Linked DNA regions of Homo sapiens: region 1 is linked to region 2. Evidence: chromatin loops called from intact Hi-C (ENCODE). Cell type or tissue: GM12878. All regions are shown on one strand. Each heading gives the region's core, and the rest is flanking DNA. Links, peaks and the distances in the headings are about the cores only. Region 1 overlaps PTPN3 (protein tyrosine phosphatase non-receptor type 3). Region 2 overlaps EPB41L4B (erythrocyte membrane protein band 4.1 like 4B).

Evidence for each region. Hi-C counts contacts between places; a loop is a spot of excess contacts. Peaks named below come from ENCODE experiments on the same cell type or tissue, not always from the same donor. Only the 100,000 strongest peaks of a DNase experiment are listed, where the experiment ranks them.
Region 1: a loop joins it to region 2, with 6 times the contacts of the local background. A loop is called at or near these places in 16 of 110 quality-filtered maps.

The regions. Positions count from the first base shown.
Region 1 is chr9:109,397,463-109,405,796 of GRCh38, forward strand. PTPN3 (protein tyrosine phosphatase non-receptor type 3) reads right to left here. Exons shown (of 26, transcript NM_002829.4): 19 at 6,986-7,146. Among named protein-coding and RNA genes, the nearest start is that of EPB41L4B, 81 kb to the left of the region's middle. In GM12878, for the core only: a CTCF peak has its summit at 4,185 (motif pointing left); a DNase peak (open chromatin) is centred at 2,009; H3K27ac peaks cover 392 bases.
Region 2 is chr9:109,188,941-109,197,274 of GRCh38, forward strand. It overlaps EPB41L4B (erythrocyte membrane protein band 4.1 like 4B), which reads right to left. Exons shown (of 26, transcript NM_019114.5): 21 at 5,280-5,457; 22 at 3,338-3,415. It also overlaps the pseudogene RNU6-984P. Among named protein-coding and RNA genes, the nearest start is that of FRRS1L, 26 kb to the left of the region's middle. In GM12878, for the core only: a CTCF peak has its summit at 3,981 (motif pointing right); no DNase peak of the experiment used is centred there.

The sequences.
Region 1 (8,334 bases), core at 251-8,250, 210 kb after region 2:
TTTCCCAAAGAGCCCACCCCAAGAGGTTGTTTTAGTACCACTTGGTAGACAAATTAACAGTTCACTACTCACGGGTAGCTCACCCACACTAGGACATCGCTTTTCCTTTGTATCTGACCCAGCCAGAGGGCAAGAGAAACCATCTAGCGGGGTCTTGGAGCCTCTACCTACCTTCCCAGAAAGGTTTGCTGAATTGAAATCGTTGCTAGTAATTTTGGGACCTTCCATAGTGCCCCTTTCCAGGCACAGTCCCAGATGCAGATTCTACTGCTGGCAAACCTAACAAGTATTCTTGCAGGGGCCCTTTCAGACAGACACACAACAATAAGTTATGGCAGCACTTCCTTTAGGTGGGTCGCTGGCACTTGAAATGTAAAGGCTGCACACACGGTCATTCCAAAGCCCCCAGTTTGCTCCGTGTATCCCAGATACACATTATACTGATGATGTTTTCTTTCCTTAAAAAACAAACAAACAAACAAAAACAACAAACTATTTGGAAAACCGTTTTTAAAAATGCAATCTTTTGGGCCGGGCATGGTGGCTGATGCCTGTAATCCCAGCACTTTGTGGGGCCAAGGTGGGCAGATCCCTTGAGGCCAGGACTTCTAGACTAACTTGGCCAACATGGTGAAACCCCATCTCTACTTAAAATACAAAAATTAGCTGGGCATGGTGGCGCATGCCTGTAATCCTAGCTACTGAGGAAGCCAAGGCACGAGAATCACTTGAATCACTTGAACGTGGGAGGCAGAGGCTGCAGTGAGCCAAGATCACACACTGCTGCACTCCTGCCTGGGCCACAGAATGAGACTCGGTCTAAAGGGTTCTAATCTTGAAGATACAATTGCTCTCATTAATTTCTACAGGTGTCAATTTAAACCTCTTATAAAGTTTTCAGCTACCTCTGCCCTTCCAAATGCACCTTTTATAATTATCACAGGAGCCAGTGAGTCACTTGTTTTGACATTAATGGCTATCTTCTATAATGGGCAATGTAGGAGTAAGTAAAGTAAAAACAGGGGCCAGAAGAACAAAGATGGTTTCTGGTTTTGGTGAAGATGGTGGATGCTGAAGTGGAGGGGCCGGGTATCTGAGTTTGACATGACCTTTGGTGGTCTTTTGTAGCCACTGCTGTAATCCATCAACTGGGGGATGCAGGCATTCTCTTGTGGTGTTCCTCATTTTCGAGCTCTTAACTAACAGTGGGCAAGGAGGTAGGGAAGCTGTGAGTCACCTGGTCACTGGATGAAAATGGACACTGGGATCCTTTGTTGCTGGGAAGCTGGTTCTCAAATAAAGGACAGGTTAGCATCATCACTTAGCTTTTATCCAGGAAAGTCTATACCAAATGCAGATCCTGTCCTTTGCTTAAATGGACACTTCAACTCAGGGAACATGTAGATTAATCTCCAAGTTTTTCTTAGGAACAAACAAAAACAAGAGCTTCCTGGAAGTGGTAATTTTGGGGTCAGTGTGAACCCCAATTCTGCTCCTTTACATAAGAGAAAGAGGAACACCCTACCTTGGCTACACAAAGAGTATTTAGGCAGTTTGGGGCCAATCAAAAATACCACCAAACTGCTCCCATTGATGTAGGTCATACAGTGTGGCTACCAAAGGGAATGGCTAATGTTGGAGGATAGAGTGAGGGCTGGGTACACTCAGCAATGGCGAGTTGCCGACAATAAGTTAAAATTTTATTTATTTTTTTGAGACAAGGTCTTGCTCTGTTGCAGCCCAGGCTGGAGTACGGTGGTATGACCATGGCTCACTGAAGCCTCAACCTCCGAGGCTAGAGCAATCGTCCCGCCTCAGCCTCCCAAAGTGTTGGTATTACAAGCATGAGCAACTATGCCTAGCCTAGATATTTAACATATATTCTAATTGTGGCTCTATCTCTGACTAGTTGTGTGCCACTGGGCAAGTCCCTCAGCCTCTCTGATTTTCGTTTTCTCCATCTGTAAAAGGGTGATCCTCATCATGCTGGCCATATCGATTTCACAGTACTGTTGTGAGAGTTAACAGAGACAACATATGTGCACCACACTTGCTAGGTTCCAAAGTGCTCTAGAAATGCTAATTATTAAGTGTGATTTTATGACAGCTGGGACCAAATGCTTTCTGGAACACACTTGTGATTGTTTACTGAAAGCCACAGGAGGGACTTTTTTTTCATAAAGGGAATTCCCTTTATGAAAAAAAAAAAAATGCTCCAAAGCAAGCACTGATAGAAACCAGCTCTCGCAGAAGGGAATTAAGGCTACCCCAGGGCAGGTCTTTCGTGCCATGGAGTGGGTGGTGTGGACACCTGCAGTGGGCCCTGCTGGGGAATAGCCCCTTCCTCTTCCTACTCCTGTCCAGTGTACACCCCCATCAGCCAGGACGCCCACCTGCCAACCACACTGGAGAAGGTAGAGAACTGGAACACCAGGACTAGACGACCCAGAGCTCCAAACCCAGCACAACACAGTTACCTTTTTTTTTTTTTTTTTTTAGCTGTTATCCTGGCTGGAATGCATTGGAGCCAACACGGCTCACTGCAGCCTCAACTTCCCAGGCTCAAGTGATCCTCTCACCTCAATCTCCCGAGTAGCTGGGACCACAGGTGTGTGCCACCATGGCTGGCTAATTTTTTTATGTTTAGTAGAGATGAGGTCTTGTTATGTTGCCCAGGTTGGTCTCAAACTCCTGGCCTCAAGTGATCCCCCTGTTTTGGCCTCCCAAAGTACTGGGATTAGAGGCATGAGCCCTCATGTCCGGCCTGTGACCACCTCTTAGGCAGACATTGGGCATGTTCTACAGACTCTTGGAGCCTCCCTTTATTTATAAATAATAACAGCTATTACTTTTTATGGCACTTTGACCACATACCAGACAACACATTAAGTATTTATCTCATCTAACTCTTAAATGAACTCACAAGATACCCAATTTATATATGGGCAAACAGAGGCCACAGAGGTTAGGGGACGTGCCTAAGGCCACACAGGAAGTGAGGGTAGAGCCAGGATTTAAAATCTGTCTGGCTCCGTGTAGGGAGACAGCCTCTCAGATATTTTCTAGCTCAGATGTTCTATTATTCTAATAACAACTCTCATACATCAACAGCATTTTGTAGTTTTCAAAGGTTATTTCAGAGTGGCTAAGAACCACCCCTTGAGTTGGCCAGCCTGGGTTCCAATCAGCCTTTGACATTTACTGTGAGACCTGGAAGAGGTCACTTAACCTGTCCAAGACTGTGTTCCCTCATGCCTACAACTGGGATAATGACAGCATCTATATAGGGCTCTTGTGAGAATTACCTAAGGTGATATCCTTTAAAGCCTGTGGCACATAGTAAGTGCTCATGAAAGCTTTCCTTTCCTACTAGTTTCTCATTTTATCTGGTTTCCTTTTCTATGCCTCTCCTCTGGCTGCTCTGTAAAACACCATTCTCGCACCTGTAACAGTGGTTTTCACATGATGGTCTGTTTAGCCTAGGGCTCCCTGGGGGCCAGTGAAGGAAGACTGAAGAGGCTGGGCTTTGAGGACCCTACTGGTTCCATCACAGGTCACAGAGCAGACCTGCTTTCATCTGTTCTGTATTTTGGAATTCTGCAAATGATTTTATTAAAAAGAAGGGTTTCCTACTTAAATATCCTACTTGAGGAACTGTATAGACAAAAATGAAGGAAACGTGTACATGCTAAAACGCAACCCTAAAATGTATACGTTCTCCTTTTCTTATGCTATCATCCCACCATACCCTCCAAAGACAAAGCCTCGGATGCACAGCAGTGGTTCCGGTTGGGTCTTCACCTCCTCTCCTCTGGAACAGCGTGTGCATCAAAACAGGTGCTGATCTTGTTAAAAGTATCAGTATCTAGGTCCCATCCTGGTGCTGCCAATCCAGTAGCTGTGGGCGGGGCCTTGATTTAATAAACTCCCCAGGTGATCTCCATACAAGTGGTCGGAGGGTCACCCTCTGAGAAACACAGGTAGGGGACAGGGTGGGTATTTATCTCTAATGTCTTTGAAAACTTTTTAAAAAGTTGAACACTTTTCAAGGGAAATCACCTGTGGGATTCCCATATGTAAAACACACCTCAAATTGGAGCCACCTGCGTGAAGGAGGTTTCATGAACACCGAAAACACCAGCCTTTGGCTTTTCCTCAGTGAGAGCCCACAGCGCCTCCTTGTGGACTATCTGATAAACTGGAACCAGTTCTCGCAGGGCTGAAGGACGGTGGTCACCTAGAGGCATTGCCCAGGATCTGCACTGCGCTGTCCACCCAGGTAGGCCTGTCTCTTTATGCTACGTGATACCCCATGAGCTTTGTCTGCATTTGGGCTGAGATTTTCCTGGAATATGCTCCCCCCACACACTTAATCCTAATCACCCCTTTATTAATCCCACACATCTCACTCCAGGGATCTCCTGGAGTCCCCTCACCTCCAGTTGCTGCAGAACATATATTCTGTATAATAACATCTTACCCTGTCTTGGTCTTCAGCTGTTTCTGGGACACATGATGTACCTCCTAAAATACACTAAAATTAGACTGTAAACTCCTTGGGGCCAGAAACTCCCCTCTCCTTCCCTCATCAGGTTCCTGATCCAGGGGAAATACCCAAGACACACTCGCTAAATCAACAAACAAACGACTTCTCACTGCCTTTCCTGTCCTCTCTAATACCAAAAAACCGGTATGCACTGTGACTGGCTCTTAAGTTCTTCCTTGTTTCGATTTTGGAGTGTGTGAAAATATGAATGAGTTTTACTGCTCAAAATGTGAACTTTTTTGAAAGGCAAGGCCAGAGAAGATAACCTCTACATTTCCTTTTTTTTTTATTTTTATTTTTTGTGAGATGGAGTCTTGCTCTGTCACCTAGGCTGATCTTGTCTCACCGCAACCTCCGCCTCCTGGGTTCAAGTGATTCCCCTGCCTCAGCCTCCCAAGTAGCTAGGATTACAGGTGCCTGCCACCCCGCCTGGCTGATTTTTGTATTTTTAATAGAGACAGGGTTTCACCATGTTGGCCAGGCTGGTCTTGAACTCCTGACCTCAGGTGATCCACTCGCCTCAGCCTCCTTAAGTGCTGGGATTATAGGTGTGAGCCACTGCACCCAGCCTACATTTTCTTCTTTTTAACCAAAAGTGTGAACAGCCTCCTGTAGGCCACTGAAAAAAAGGGCTATTTCCCTTTGTAGAATACTCAGTAATATATCTATTAGTTCTATTCAAGTAATTATAGTTACTACCCTTTTATCCAGACTTCATTTGCATAAGTACATAATTTTTGTTTTATATTGTGTCAAGATGATTAATTAAAAATTTTAAATGGCTGGGTGCAGTGGCTCATGCCTGTAATCCTAGCACTTTGGGGGGCTGAGGCAGGTGGCTTGCTTCAGCCCAGGAGTTTGAGACCAGCCTGGGCAACATGGCAAAACTGCATCTCTACAAAAGAATAATAAAAAACAAATTAGCCAGGAGTGGTGGTGCATGCCTGTAGTCCCAGCTACTCAGGAGGCTGAGGTGGGAGGATCACTTGAGCTTGAGAGGTAGAGGCTGAAGTGAGCCAAGATGGCACCACTGCACTCCAACCTGGGTGACAGACGCCCTGTCTCTAAATAAATAAATATATTAATTAATTAATTCCCTGTTGATTGTTTTGGCGGGGAAGTCAGTCACCTTTACTTTTTGGCTTGTGGATTTTTGCTTTCTACTGCTGTTCAATGCACATTGCTTTAATGTGTTTTCACATGCATCATAAAATCAATCTTTCACTCAAAGCTCTCTGCTTTGCATTCCTTCATTTTAAACATTCCTATTACTCATGCCTTCCTCAATTACTCTGCAGTCACACACATTTCACAAATGTCCGAGTTTTGCTTCTTTTTCCTTTATGTGGTTTTCTAATAAATAATGCATTGTTGATTTCTGTTCTTGAGTCCCATGTGACTCTCTTCCTGAATTTATGAACCCAGACTGTTGTTATTTCTAATGATGATCTATTTTCTTTTGTTGACCTATTTTATGCTTTTTGGTGTTATTTCTTTTATTACAGGAATTACTCTGTTTTCTTCTACTTTTAAATAAATTTGGGAGATGGGCTGGGTGTGGTGGCTCACACCTGTAATTTCAGCGTTTTGGAAGACCGAGGCGGGAGGACGGCGTGGGACCAGGAGTTCATGACTGGCCTGGGCAACACAGTGAGACCCTGTCTCTATTTTAAACAACGACAACAACATATTTAAAAAATAAAAATAAGAAAATAAATTTGGAAGATGAACACATTCTATTTTAATTCTGTTAGTGATCAGTAAAACTGGCTTAAAAGCTGAGTTTCCTTTGGTTCCCTTTTGTTTTATAAAAAATGTCTGTGTGTACCTTTGTCAACAGCCTGAATCCTATGAATCACAGGTTCCCCTGGGGAAGATGGGGGTTTGAGTTTGGTTTCTTACTTGTGTTTATAGGGTTCTGGGCAACTTGGGAGGGCGAGACACTATGCCCTCATGGGATAACACTAATTGCTCCAAATTCCAGCACATGGCTGGGGGTGGTCAGAGAGCTGGTTCCTTCACCCACAGCCACCTCTCCACTGCCTTCCACTGCTGGGAGTTTTGAGCTTTTGTGTTGGCAGTTAAATACACTCAGAGTCCCTCCTCCTCAGTTTCTGGCATGTTTCTCCATGACTACCAAATGTTACTAGAATAAGAGGGTGAGACAGAGTTCAGCGAGGGTGGCCACCCTGATCCCTGCTTGCTGCTCCGAGCCTGAGAAGGGGGCTGCCTGCTGTGCCCTGTTATCCACGACAAGCACAGGCCTCGCCCTGTCAGTCCTCAGAGACTCAGTTGACTGCTTTTGGTTTGTGAAACACACAATCATCTCGACCAAGGAAACAAGGGCTTGTGTCTCTGCCTCATTTCCTCCACTGCTCAGAGGCAGGGGCAGCCCAATAGGCGACATGGCAGTGGGATTCAGCCTCCAGAGGGTCTTACCTCAAACTGGATCAGCACCGTCCCGCTTTCGAGGCCCTTCTTTAGCTGTGCCATGGATCCCTCCAAAGTGTCCCCACCCTCCGGACACATGGGGAAAATGGCTTCGGGGAAAAGCTGGTTCAGTTCATCTTCAGACTTGAAGTCAGCAAATGAGCGGACAGCTGTAACGTACAAGACAGTGCATCTGACTTGTGTAGCAATACTCAGGTTTATCCGTCTCCCTCAAACAAATCACACCTATGACACCTGAATGCAGATGGTTCAAAACATCTTATTAAATGATTAAGCTACATGGTAATCATTTTCACCAAAGATACTACTTCTAGGTGAATGATTCAATATGTGTTAATTACATAAAATGACATACTAATCTTCCTGGTTAGTTTTAAATAATGGTGTTTAACACTCAGAGGCTTTTGTCAAAGGTAAAGAAAAGAGAAAGAATGTTATTTAAAAAAGCATATTGTTTCTGCTTGCTCTTTCTGACCGGGTTATTCTTCTACCCATCCCGACTCCCCTTTCTTTCTCAGGTTTTTTCATTTACTTCCCTAAAATGGGCATTTCCTCAGGCATGAGGGTGAGGTCCCAAGCTTTTCCTGTGACACCATCATTCCTGAGAGCTCAATCCCTAACTCAGGGCCGTTTCTATGTGGGAGGCTCCCACGTAAATATCGTAGTCCTAGCATCTCTTCTGTGCTTCAGCCTTACCTCTTTAGTGCACGTTTTCCCTTCATGTTAAATTCAATACAGGTGAAAGCAAAGCTAGGACCACCCCCCCACAACTCCCAACCTTGCACAGGTGGGGAACCGGAGAGATCTGGTAAGGCCTCACGGAGGAGGTGGGGTCAGAGCTGGTCCTGGTGGCTCTGGACTGAGAGTTGCAGTGGGAGCAGAGCCGAGGCAGGAGCACAGCAGTATGGAGTGTCAGCCAAACGTGTGAGGCAGGCAGAGACGCAGGGCTTTGCAGACACAACCTTCATTTACTTTCAGTATTTTACAGCTGTGCACGGTGTTCAAGGAACTTGACGTATTATTTTATAACAACAACTATAAAGACAACAGTGTGATGCTCAGTAGAGGCTGTCCTTCAAACCTCTGCTCCCATCAGGCAGCAATGCAGGTACTTTCCAGTCTAAGTGCCATTGATTGATTGAATGATTGAGATGGAGTCTCACTCTGTCACCCAGGCTGGAGTGTAGTGGCACAGTCTTAGCTCACTGCAACATCCACTTCCTGGGTTCAAGCGATTCTCCTGCCTCAGCCTCCTGAGTAGCTGGGACTATACCCACATGGCACCATGCCTGGCTATTGTATTTTTAGCAGAGATGAGGTTTTACCATGTTGGTCAA
Region 2 (8,334 bases), core at 297-8,296:
AGCACGGTAGACTTGGAGTAGCGTGCAGGACTCCGCATTCTAGGGTGAACATCACTAATGCATCAATGTACCCTCCCCCAACTCCCCTCGCTCAGTCAACGCCAATGCCCCCAAGCACCTGCTCACATTCACATCCTAAAGAAAATACCAACTGGAGAGCAGGTGCTGTCTTGACTCACTTGCCTCCTTCCCTTCTCACCCACGTATTCCACCTCTTGCAACCCAGGCAGAAATTCAGATCTGATTACGAACTCTGATACAGAATCGGAAATGGAAAGACGTGAAGCTGCAAAAGTTCTAAAGCTTAAGATTGCTAAATTGAGCTACCTAATAAAAGAGTTGGGGATTAGAGAGGAAAAGGTTTGGGAAAAGGAGGGGGAAGAAACCTACAAAAGCGAAGTTGGAAAGAGTGTTTCTTTGTGGAGAGTTTGGGAATGAAAGTCCCTGGAGTCAAGCAGGAATGTAAGAGAATAAAAGAAAAGGCAAAAAGAGATCAAGATGTGTTACAGGAGGTGTTAATGTAATATTCTTTAATGATTTTTTGAGAGATGCCTGTTCCAGATTGAAACTTTTTATTAATCTGGGCTCTTTGGACTGTGCTTCTTTGAAAACCACTCTACACAGAGACCGGCCACAAGTATCAAGAGTGATAAAAGTGAAAGGCTTATGCTAGTTCTTTTTCTTTTTATTTATTTATTTTTTTTGGAGACGGAGTTTCACTCTTGTTGCCCAGGCTGGAATGCAATGGCGCGATCTCGGCTCACTGCAACCTCTGCCTCTGGGGGTCAAGCGATTCTCCTGCCTCAGCCTCCCAAGTAGCTGGGACTACAGATGTGTGCCACCATGCCCAGCTAATTTTTGTATTATTAGCAGAGATGGGGTTTCACCATGTTGGCCAGGCTGGTCTTGAACTCCTGACCTCAGGTGATCCACCCGCCTTGGCCTTCCAGAGTGCTGGGATTACAGGAATAATACCACCATGCCCAGCTTTTTCTTTTCTTTTCTTTTCTTTTGAGATGGACTCTCGCTTTGTTGCCCAGGCTGGAATGCAGTGGCGTGACCCTGGCTCACTGCAACCTCCGCCTCCTGGGTTCAAATGATTCTCTTGCCTTAGCCTTCTGTGTAGCTGGGATTACAGGCACATACTACCACGCTCGGCTAGGTTACGCTGGTTCTGATAGTGTCTTGGTGGAACGTTGCTGAATGAAGGCAAGATCTCCAGTTCCCTGTTGGTCCAGCACTGGGCCTAGGGACCAGGATAGTGGTGGGGCCTCAGGAGTCTCATCCAGTAGGAGGCAGGGGGCTAGAGATAGGCTGTAAGCTTGGGAAATGACTACATGGAAAAAGTATTCACCAAGGAGGGGTAATTCACTGCCTGTGTGATGAGTAGCACATGGGAAGTTCTGACATTCATGCCCGTAAAGGGCTGCTTCCTCTTCAGCAGGAAATGCTGATGGGAAGGCCCAGAGAGAGCAGCCACAGGCAAAGGGCACAGGGCTGGTGGCAAAATAACCATAGCTCATCCAGGCTGAGTCTCCTAGACCAAGGTACCTGAGCACTTCCCTTCCTCATGCTCCACTCAGCAACTCTGAGGACCAAACCTGGGCTGACAGCTTGGAGATGGTCCCAGGGCTGTCCCACAGCCCAGACTGAGACCAGGGCATCTGACCCGCTTTGAGGGAGGGTACTGGCTAACAGGGAAAGACACAGACACATCCTGGATTGGGCCATCTGCCACTGGAATGGCAGCCCAGAGTCTAGGTTCTAGAACTGGCTTTGATACACACTTGCTATGTGACTTGGGACAAGTGTCTGCCCCTGTCTGGGCCTTGGTTTTCCCATCTATATGTGAAGGACTGGATGAGATGGTCCCAAGGCATTGTTCCACCTGATAGGCTGGGGCCAGTTAGTTGAGGAAGCCCTGGTCACAAGTCAGGCACGGGGGTCACCCTTGCCTCCCTCTACTTCTGGCTCCTTCCTCCCATGGATAAGGAAGCCCCTCTGCAGCCCTCATCAGCAGCATCCAGGACACTGACTTGCGGAGGCAGGCCTGGTCCCCTGAGATAGAGACCTGTCCATCACCCTACCAACAGGTAGGAGGGCTGCTGCTTGCATTTCTGATGCTGGGGGAAGCAGATGGAGGGAGGAGGACCAAAGGGAGAAGCAGATGGCTGGAGTCCCCTCTTCCCTTCTAGGACCCTTTGGCGCTCATGGAAATAGGATTCTGGAACAAAGTGAGGTCAAGGCCCATGGTACCAAGGAAAGCCCAAAATGGAGGAAGCTCTTGCCAAAAAGCTAGATGCCCAGGATACCTTCTCCCTGAGGCCTGCATACATGCACTCATGCCTCAAAGGATGCTTTATCCTGAGGACACACATTCACTGCAAACTTCAGCTGTGAAGTGGTGGCTGTGTCTCAGTGCAGTGCAAGGACCTCAGTTGTCCCATGCCTGAGCAGTGAAACAGGCCCATACCCATTTCATAGCTTAGTTGGAGATACCCTGAGATGTGAGCAGCGTGTCTTGGGGAGAGAGAATGAGCTTCCTATTACTGAAGGGGTGCAAGCAGAGGCTGGACAGTCATTTGGCAGGCATTGCCCCTCAGATCACGGCATCTCCAATTCCCTACCAGATGCTGCTTCCTTTCTCATCTCAGCCTGTTCAGTTCAAACAAAGAAAAGACCATTTAAATCTATAAGTAATTAAATCTACAAGCTGGACCTGCAACACAATGATCTCTAAGGGAATCTCATCACTCTTGTCAAAGCCACCATGTTTTTTTTTTGGAAATTGACCCTAATTCTCAGACCCACCAGGCCCTTTACTTGTTCCCTGAAAAGGGTTTCTCACCTGCAGGAGTCCCACAAGGGCTGCCATCCCTAAGGGGAGACCTGTATGCAGAGGATGGAAGATGGCAGGAGGTGCGAGGGGCCTGGAAAGCTGGGGTGTGGCCTTGAGCCAGTGCTTCAGACCAGATGGATCGTCGGAAGCAACAGCAAGAGATTCCCCACGGGTGGGCATGCAGGGCGCAGTCCAGGAAGCCAAGAAGCCGAGAACAAAACACCGAGGAGCCCTATAACACTCGAAGTGCAGTAGACAGGCATGGGCAGGACCCCCACAACTACCCTCGGAGCAAAGGAGCACCCCTTCCTCCCTCAAGGGCTCTAGAGGTGGAGGGACCCACAGTGCCTGACCCCTGGATGAAAGCTGATCCCTGAGCCTCCAGGACAAGAGGAAGAGGCTCCTCAACAGCAATGCCCACCTCTGTCCATCCGTCCCACTGCCAAGATGTTTCTATGGTCTGTGACTTTTCTGGTTTTAGCAAAATAGGAAGTTTACCAGAGGAGTGGCTTCTGTGAAATCCATCAGAAGATCACCCGGCTCCAGGGTAAAGGCACCTCCTCGGTCAGAGGGGCTCTAGGGAGACAGACAAACACCCCTGGTTAGAGACGGCACTGCATTGATGATAAAGTTCACCAGAAAAGACAGGCAGAGGTTCCCAGCCTCTCCTCTACACTGATCTCATTAGCAATGACAATCCCCTTGTATTTCCCTCACCAAGTAGTGTACAAAATGTTGAGACTTGAACCCCAATTTTTTCATAGGTAGAAGTAGGCATGGTGCAGAGAGCTGTCCCTTTCAGAGCTGCGGGCCGCTTTTCTTAAGTGCTCTTAGTGCTTTTCTACTGGTCTTTTGGGGAAAAAACACTTGAAAGAGTCCTCTGAATGTATAAAGAGAGAGCAAAGACCTTGTCCTAGATTAAGAGGATCAAATCCAGGGTCCTCCAGGAGCTAAACTGATCTGCACACTAAGAGCAATGATCTTCATGGCAGGTGATGGCATGTGGATTATGTTGCTTGCTTTTGGAAAATGTTTTGCCCTCCTGCTCTGGGGTCTTAGCTGCATGGATGGCCTCGAGGTCTTTTAAGGGAGAAAAAAGAAGTCCCATCAACGTGGTTCAAGCAAGGCCCCAAGGAGAGAGATGGCCAGGAGAGGGAGCCCTGTGGCCTTTGGTGGGATGCCACTTGCATCCCCTCCACGCCACCCCAACCCCCTTCTGTTTCGTAAATGTTTCGTTCAGCCTGGTTTTAACCACAGTGTGGGATATGTGATAGGAGCCTGGGTCCACACCTGAGACAAAGTTGTACAGGGGGCTCCACACAGTGGAGGATAATCCAGGCTGAGATGCCAATAGGTGGAGGTGATCTATAGAGAAGCAGAGAACCTCGATCTTGGCCAGTCGCTGGCTGAGCACTCCAGGCAGGTTTCTGTGCAGAACACTAAGCAGAGATATTTCCAGAGACACCCAGGGAAGGCACCAGGTGAAAGACTGGCCTTGGTAATGCAGGAGGTGGCCCTGGACCATTATTCTTCAGCTGTCACCAGGAATTGTGATCCCTGAAGCTGCAAAAGCCTCAGGCATCCAGTTTGCATGAGCACTTTAACCTCCACTGAACCTGACGCCAGCCAGGGCAAGATAGCAGATCTTATTCCCATTTTTAAGAGGAAGAAATTGAGGCTCGAAGAAATAAAGGTTTTGGAAGTGAGTGCTGTGGCTTATGAATGGAAGAGCTGGGAACAGCCTCTGAAGCTCCGGTCTTGCCTTCAGGGCACCTGCCTCCTGCACGCACCTTTTCTCTGTGTAGTCACATGAACCACTGCAACCTCTGACTTGAATCCACTTGGACAGCAATAGGTTCAATTGTATTTGGACCAATTGCCAAAGAGTAATCGTAGCTAGAGGTCTCTCAAAGAAAACCAAGAGAAACATCTTGTGTAAAGCCTTTGTCATAGCCCATTCACATCTCAGGCAATTTCCTGAAATTTCAAACCAGCAAATGGAATAATATTTCCTATTTTCAAACTACTAACACCGGCTATATGACATAAGGGAAGGGATGGGGACACTTCTATGTTTTTGCTCCTCCAAACTGTTCACTATGGTTGGGGGGGAATCATTTCTCTCTTTCTATCTTTACAGTGGACTAATAGCTTATTATAGAGATGAGATTCTAAATGAAAACTGCCCTCAAAAATCTCTTACATTGCAATTAAAGTACAATGAACCTGATTTTATATTTCACTCATTGTCTCACAAATGGTTGGCTTGTATTTTGGGGTCAAGTTATATAAAAACATGTTCTGGTTGTTGCTGTTGTTTTATGAGTATACACAATTGATTATGCAAAATTTAAATACATGCACCAGATGCTACTCAGTAAATTGATACTGAATTCCCAGCAAGTGTGGCTGCTCGCCAGGGCTTTCCACCCCCCAATACCTTGGCCCCAGGGGACAGCAGGCCTTTGCCTTCTGACTTGTGAGGCGAGCTGACATTCTGGACCTTGGGGGACGGCAGCGGCACGGAGACTTGTGTGGCGGCCGTTGTGGTGTTTGTGGTTGTAGATGTGGTCACTCCCACTGCCTCGGCCAGGTCTGGAGGGAGGTCGTCTTCATCACTGCGGTTACTAAAAGCACATGAAGCTCTGCTCATTACAATAATAAACAGGCTGTGAGGAGTGGACGGAGGATGGGCAGGGGTGGGAAGACCAGGGATGGGGATTGGGGGTTCCCAAACAGATGTCCACCAGATGTCCAGCTTGCAGGATCCAATACTCTGACTTTTTTGCCAAAACAAATTGGGGTGAATTTTCTGTCATTTGCCAGGGTGTTGTTTTGTTTTGTTGGTAAAATATATACAATATAATATTTATCATTTTAACTGCTTATAAATATACAATTCAGTGGCATTAAATGCATTCACAATATTGTGCAACCATTGCCACTATCTGTCCCCAAAACTTTTTCATCAGTGACAACAGAAACTCTGTATTGATATTGAACGATAACTCCCCAAGCCCCTCCCTGCAGCCTCTGGTAACATCAATTCCACTTTCTGTCCCAATGAATTTGCCTATTCTAGGAACGTCACATAAGTGGAATCACACACTCTATGTTCCTCTGTGTCTGGCTTATTTTAGTCACCATAATATTTTTAAGGTCCATCCACATTGTAGCATACATCAAAATTTCATTTATTTTTATAATATAAAAATTCCATTATATGGATATACCACATTCTGTTTATCCATTCATCTGTTGATGGACACTTGGCTTGTTCCCACTCTTTTGGCTATTATAAATCATGCTGCCATGAACATGGGTGTACAAACATCTGTCTGACTCTCTGCTTTAAGGGTGGTGCTGGGGACTCCAGGCACATTGTCCCTAAGGATCTGCCATGTAGAGCTTCTGGAGCCACCCTTGCATAGGGGTTGTGATTTAGAATGATGGCTGAGCTCAAGAGTGTAGATACAAGACCCATGACAGGTAGGCACCAGTGCAGCCTGTGCAGATCACTGGTAAGGCCTCAGCCCAGCACGGGGCCACGTGGGAACATGAGGCCGTGAGACAAAGCTGCAGTGCGGATGGGATTGACTGAGGGGTCCCTGAGAGGTTTTAGATTATTCTGTGTATGGAGAAGCCTCAAGGGAAGGACTTAGGGCTCATTACTAAAAAGGGGGAAAGGTGAGAATTGAATAAGTACATGGAAAAATTAATAATACACCAAGTATTTGGATCCACATAGATGACATAGGTCAGATGGGTTACACGTTCATTCACCCACTTAATTTTCACACCGACCCTATTACCATCTCCATTTTTCAGAGAATCAGATGATATTTAGCAGCTGATTGTGAAATTATTTGTTCAAGTTCGCAAAGCTAGTTAAGTGGAGGAGCGGGGTTAAAATTTCTTTTTACCTCATTTAAAAAATTATCACCTCAATAGCATAGTTATTATTATTTAGTTTTATATAAAAGGCCATTTAAAAACCATAGCTCATTTTTCACAGAAGGGAGTCAACTGACACTGCCTAAAATTGAAAAAGACTCCAAATTCATCATGGTTTTTATCTTTTGTCTTAGTTTAGATCTTATGGCCAAGAAGCATATCTAAAATTCAGCAAGTCTTCCAATTTTACCTGTTTCTAAGGTAAATTCATGATAAAGTCATAAAACAACAGTTTCATAAGTAAAATTTTACATACAGAATGATTTTTTGCTTTGAAGTTGTTTCTATTTTAACAATATATAAGCATAGAAACTTGTCTAATGTAACAGTCGTCAACTATGAACCCTGGTTATTTTTGATTCTGGGAAATTGGCTACTTTTCTCTTCTGTCTTGCCTATTTACTTTTTTTTCTTTTCTTTAAATATTTTAATTAACTTATAAATATTTTATTATTTAATTAAAAATTTAAAATATGAAACGCTTCACAAATTTGCATGTCCACCTTGCGCAGGGGGACCATGCTAATCTTCTCTGTATGAGTCCAATTTTAGTATATGTGATGCCAAAGTGAGCACTATTGAATTTTTTTTAGACTTTTACACTATGTTTAAATAAACAGTGAAGTTATATTTCTGGAAAAAAATAAAATAGCTCATGATTTTCTAAACATACTAGCTGGTATCAATAAAAAATGACACTTTTGGCTGGGCACAGAGGCTAATGCCTGTAATCCCGGCACTCTGGGGGGCCAAGGCAGGCGATTGCTTGAGCACAGGAGTCCGAGACCAGCCTGGGCAACATGGTCTGGTCTTGTCTCTACAAAAAATACAAAAATTAGCCAGATGTGGTGGCACACACCTGTAGTCTCAGCTTCTCAGAAGGCTGAGGTGGGAGGATCACCTGAGCTGAATCACCTGAGGCTGCAGTGGGCTGTGATCGACCACTGCACTCCAGCTTGGGCAACAGAGTGAGGCCTTGTCTCCGAAAAAAAAAAAAAAAAAAAAGACCTTTTCGCCTGCCTTAAACTCTCTGTAGAGACCCTCTACTTCTCCATTCTCACTGCATGTAGCAGCCACATTTTCCCTCCTTGTCATATTTCCAGGAAATAATGTGGCTGAGATTTTTGTCTGTATCTTTAAAAGCAGTGGTTTGAAGACTTGTTCACAGCACCTGAATGTTACAATGCTTTTGGTGGAGCAACCTAAAATCTGACTACACCTTATTCCAGCCTAGGAACTAGAAATATTACAACAGCCAAAAGGGCGATGTGTGCACACAAATCTGTATCTCAAAAATGATGATGTAAAAAATATTTTCCAGAAAATCAGAGATCTGAGTTTTCCCATTTATATTCCTTGATCACGTGCCAACTTTATCAATATCAAAGAGTTAAAGAGATGGGCAAAGGCCAGGTGTGGTGGCTCATGCCTGTAATCCCAGCACTTTGGGAGGCTGAAGCGGGCGGATCACCTGAGGTCAGGAGTTCGAGACCAACCTGGCCAACATGGGGAAACCCTGTCTCTACTAAAAACACAAAAAT